2 separate regions of the Homo sapiens genome follow, and region 1 is linked to region 2. The links are chromatin loops, found by intact Hi-C in ENCODE. Cell type or tissue: CD4-positive, alpha-beta T cell. All regions are shown on one strand. Region 1 overlaps RAPGEF6 (Rap guanine nucleotide exchange factor 6). Region 2 overlaps RAPGEF6 (Rap guanine nucleotide exchange factor 6).

What was found. A loop is a pair of places that touch in the nucleus more often than their neighbours do. Peaks named below come from ENCODE experiments on the same cell type or tissue, not always from the same donor. Only the 100,000 strongest peaks of a DNase experiment are listed, where the experiment ranks them.
Region 1: it touches region 2 in a loop (1.9-fold over the local background); 4 of 110 quality-filtered maps call a loop at or near these places.

What each region holds. Positions count from the first base shown.
Region 1 is chr5:131,493,581-131,496,080 of GRCh38, reverse strand. RAPGEF6 (Rap guanine nucleotide exchange factor 6) reads left to right here. Exons shown (of 28, transcript NM_016340.6): 13 at 421-528. Among named protein-coding and RNA genes, the nearest start is that of RAPGEF6, 140 kb to the left of the region's middle. In CD4-positive, alpha-beta T cell, no CTCF peak of the experiment used is centred here; no DNase peak of the experiment used is centred here.
Region 2 is chr5:131,547,315-131,549,814 of GRCh38, reverse strand. It overlaps RAPGEF6 (Rap guanine nucleotide exchange factor 6), which reads left to right. Exons shown (of 28, transcript NM_016340.6): 6 at 1,625-1,768. Among named protein-coding and RNA genes, the nearest start is that of RAPGEF6, 87 kb to the left of the region's middle. In CD4-positive, alpha-beta T cell, no CTCF peak of the experiment used is centred here; a DNase peak (open chromatin) is centred at 1,424; H3K4me3 peaks cover 1,775 bases; H3K27ac peaks cover 1,834 bases.

The sequences.
Region 1 (2,500 bases), 54 kb after region 2:
GTGTGAGCCACTGCACCAGACTCAGATTTGTTTTTGTTACCGTTTTGGTTAAACATGTTCTTGACCATGGAAACGCTTTCGGTATGGATTTTTGATTGATAGGATTGCCTGCTTTATGACATGAAGTTTGCATTTTAAGGTGCTACCTGAAATAGACATTCTGTGTACTTCTTTTATCTTAACAAACAGGCTTGTGTCTTCTCACTGAGTGGACAGTGTCCTGGCTCTGTTACTTCTGTGCACAGGGAAGCAAAAGCTCAAATTAAACCATGCCTTTCTGTTAGAATGAGCCTTTTTTACACAAGGGAGGGAACAAGAGGGTTGTCAGTTCTTCATGAGTTTTAGACATGCTTTTGGAATCCACTTGTGCAGAAGGAATGCCTCTTATAACCATATGCTGCCTCTTTTATGTTTCCACAGGTGACACGGATTGTATTATTATGGGTAAATAATCATTTTAATGATTTTGAAGGTGACCCTGCTATGACTCGATTTCTAGAGGAATTTGAAAAAAATCTGGAAGATACAGTAAGGCTCAAAATAATTTCTATTCTTCAGAGTGTAGTGGTCCCCCCTCAACACTAGCAAACTCAGAACAGCAATAGCTTTCATTCTTTCCTGTGTCTTAAATGTCCATTCTTAGAACTTCCGAATCTGTATTCTAGACTTTTGTTCATTTATTCTCTGCCACCTCAATTAAAACAACATTTACACTCCTTCCTGACTCTTCCATTTATTTTTTATTTATATTTATTTATTTATTTATTGTATTTATTTGTTTTTTTTTTGAGACGGAGTCTCGCTGTCGCCCAGGCTGGAGTGCAGTGGTGCAATCTTGGCTCACTGCGACCTCCGCTTTCCAGGTTCAAGCAATTCTCTCCTACCTCAACCTCCTGAGTAGATGGGACTTCAGACGCGCACCACCACGCCCAGCTAGGTTTTGTATTTTTAGCAGAGACAGGGTTTCACCAGATTGCCCAGGCTGGTCTCAAACTCCTGACCTCGTGATCCGCCCGCCTCGGCCTTCCAGAGTGCTGAGATTACAGGCGTCTGAGCCACGGCGCCTGGCCCAAATCTTCCATTTCTGTATTGACATTCTTATCTCTTAGTTACTCAGGCTTATAAACCTGGTGTTATATGTGTACCCTCAGTCTCTTTTTCTTGAATTCCCTGGCCAGGATTTCCAGTCAGTTGCTAAAGTCACCTAGGTCACTGATTTAGTCATACACATGTATGTTCACATATTTTCTTATGGTCTCTCTCAGCCATTTCTTTTTTACTCCCTAGTTTAGGACTTAATATATCTGATCTATTATAATCTGCTCACTGACCCTAGTTCTAGTTTCTCTTCTAGTTCATTCTGTGTGGCCAAAAGATTGCTTTTAAAACACACATGTGATGACTATTATTTTCTTTGTCAGTAATCTATACTTCCTACCAAAGCAGTTCCTCACCCATATATTCAGGTCCCTTGCCTACCTTTTTGCCCTTTTTCCTGTGTACCCTAGATTATAGCCAAATCAGACTATTTTATTTTCCAGTTCTGCATCCAGACCATGCTAGAATTTTCTTTTCCTCACCTATTGAAACTCTGTTTCACTATCAGTGCATATCCTAAATATCAAATCTATATTGACTTTCTAGGTTTCCTTTCTATATAGGATTCATCTGTTCTAAATGTACAGCACCTAAGATAATTCCCTCCAAGTCCACAGTAGCTGTTCGTGAATTCATTTTAAACTCCCTGTCAGATATAAAACTTTGAGCTGTGACTTGGTTGCCTCCTTCAAGCAACTTGAAATTTTAGGAAATAAGTAGTAATGCAGCATAGTGTTTTAGGAGTACAGCTCAAGCTCCACCATTTGCTAGATTTGTAAACTCAGACATTGCCTGATCTTATGCCTTAGTTGTGTTATTTGTAAAGATAGTAGTTCCTAGTTCATTGAGATTGTTGTAAGGATTATAATGAGCTGAGAGGCATAACAGTCTGTACACAAAACCTGTGACATAGCAAATGCTCAAGAGCTGTAATTAATTACTTACAGAGCATAAGTGGATTGAGTTGAATGAAGTGGGAAAAATTGGCAAATTTGGTCCCTTTCATTACCCCTTGGTTCCTATTGACTTCTCGGCAGCACATGTGCTCTATACAAAATGGGGAGAGTGAACAACACTGGGAACTTGATTAAAAGGTTATAGAGGTACTCCACTATCATTTGAGTCATCCTGTGTTGGCTTTGTAAATATTCAAGGGACATCAGAATGTGGGAAAAAAAGTCATGGGATTTTTTTTTCCAGTAATCAGTTAGCCATCAGGTATTCATTGCATTCTACTTTATACTCAAAGACATCAATGTAGGATCAGAACAGATGTAAGACTTGGTGTCTGCTTTAAAAAAAAAAAACTTTAGCTTTTTGTTATGGACATGAGATTTGCACATATTAACACTATTTGAGATAATTGAAACTGGAATTAGAACTGGTAGACTATTACTGAGTT
Region 2 (2,500 bases):
TGCTAAAATAATCTGTATAACAAATCCCATGACACAAGTTTACCTGCGTAATAAACCTGTGCTTGTACTGCTGAACTTAAAATAAAAGTTAAAAAAAAGAGAGAGACCATATTCACATAACTTTTTTTTTTTTAAGAGACAGGGTCTTGCCGTGTTGCCCAGGCTGGACGTTAACTCCTGGGCTCAAGTGATACTCTCGCCCCAGCATCCCTGGTAGCAGGGACTACAGGCACTCGCCACTGCGCCCCCTCACCCCCACATAACTTTTATTGCAGTATATTATTATATTTTATTATTAATCTCTTCTGTGCCTAATTTATAAATTGAACTTTATCATAGGTATGTAAATACAGAAAAATACATGACATATATAGAATTTGGTACTGTCTGCAGTTTCAGGCATCTAGTGGGGATCATGGAATGTATCCCCCTCAGATAAGGGGGCACCACTGTGTTTGGGTGGGTGCCTAGGAAATTTTTGGTAATATCAAGAACTCTGACATTAGCAGAAAGAGTAGTTATGGGGGAAAACTAAAACCACCATTTATTATTTATTAGATGTGAGCTTAGTTATAAAGGTAGATTTTTAGAGCATATCAATATACCTTTATAAAAATAGTTAATTTAAAAAATTATGGTTTGTTCTGTGATTGGACAGGCAGTGCAGTCTTGTATCAGTGGCATAAGCTGTTGAGCTAGATAGGTCTATATTCCTCCTCACCTTAAAAAAAATTTTTTTTTTAATTTTTTGAGACAGGGTTTTTGTCCTGTCGCCCAGGCTGGAGTGCAGTTGTGCAGTCATAGCTAACAGCAGCTTTGAACTCCTGGGCTCAGTTGATCCTCCCACCTCAGCCTCCTAAGTAGCTGGTACTACAGGTGCACACCACCATGCCTGGCTTATTTTTTTCCCCCTGTAGAAATGGGGTCTTGCTCTGTTGCCAGGTTGCCAACTCACCTTTAATAAGTATCACTGTTGTGAGACTGGAATGTCACTAATATCTTTGGGTTTTTCTTTGTCTACAAAGTAGAGACAGTAATACCTGCTTACAGGGCTGTTGTGTGAACTAACTACTTAATATATATGCATGCTGGCCTATTTTAAACTCCTAACAAATGTTAATTTTCCATTTTATTTTCTTACTTAGAAGATGCCAGCCTTACTTGTGGCTGTTGTCATGCATTAAGTTGAAAATTAAAGAATATTGCATAAAGTTTTCTTGTTTTACTTTTTAACAATTAACTAAAACCATAACCAGGATTGTTTGCTAAGTAAAATATGTGTATAATCAGGCAGTTTGTAATTAGAGGAACTCAAGTTGTAATTATTGAATGTGTAGGTGTAGTTAACAGCCTTCATTTCTGGTAAGTGACTTTACTTAGAGGATGTATGTTTATGTGCACAAGAGAGACTGTTTCCTGGACGGAAACTGTGGTCTCCAGATCTTTATAATAACATCACCTCTAATCTTTAACTCATGAGCGTTGTGCTATACAGACTGTTTTCTTGAGGCAGTTTCTTGTAAGAAGTAAATGAAGCTTCCTTATGAGTCTGTTAAGACTCCATAGATTGTCAATAATATGGAAAAATTTGATATTTCATCAGGAATATGAACATGTGTTTCAGGTAGAGAATGCCAAAGATAATGAAGATAGTATTCTACAAAGAGAAATTCCTGCCAGACAATCCCGAAGAAGATTTCGGAAAATTAACTATAAAGGAGAGCGCCAAACCATTACTGATGATGTGGAGGTTAACAGCTATCTTTCTGTGAGTATATTTAGGAACACTTCATGAATCTTCCTTAATTTTCATATCTAGTATCTTTAATTTACATGTATCTTTGGTAATATCAACATGCTGGGCTCTGTATGTGAAAATTTGGGGCAGGTAAATATATAATCTTTTTAAATGCTTCTGTTTGGTTGAATTGGTTAGGAATGCTCTTACCAGTGGGAGTTCTGGTTTTGCTTTTTTGTTGTTGTTTAAATAGTGAAAAAAGTTATTAGGCTGGGTGCAGTGGGTCATGCCTGTAATATCAGCACTTTGGGAGACCTAGGCGGGCGGATCACAAGGTCAGGAGTTCAAGACCAGCCTGGCCAATATGGTGAAACCCCCATCTCTACTAAAAATACAAAAATTAGCCAGGTGTGGTAGTGCATGCCTGTAGTCACAGTTATTTGGGAGACTGAGGCAGGAGAATTGCTTGAACCCAGGAGGCAGAGGTTGTAGTGAGCCAGTATCACACCACTGCATTCCAGCCTGGTCGACAAGAGCAAAACTCTGTTGCCAAAAAAAAAAAAAAAAAGTAAGCTGTGTCTTCAAAAGTCTTTAATTGTGAATAGCTTCTTTTTAGACTGAAAAGTAGCTGAATCAAGAAATAAGGGTAATCTAAAAAAATCAGGTGTATTTTTGAGGGGAGAGGTTTCATAGTTACCAGTTTCCAAAGTACTCACGATTTCTAGAATATTAAAACAATTAGTACAGAGCATTTCCTCTTGT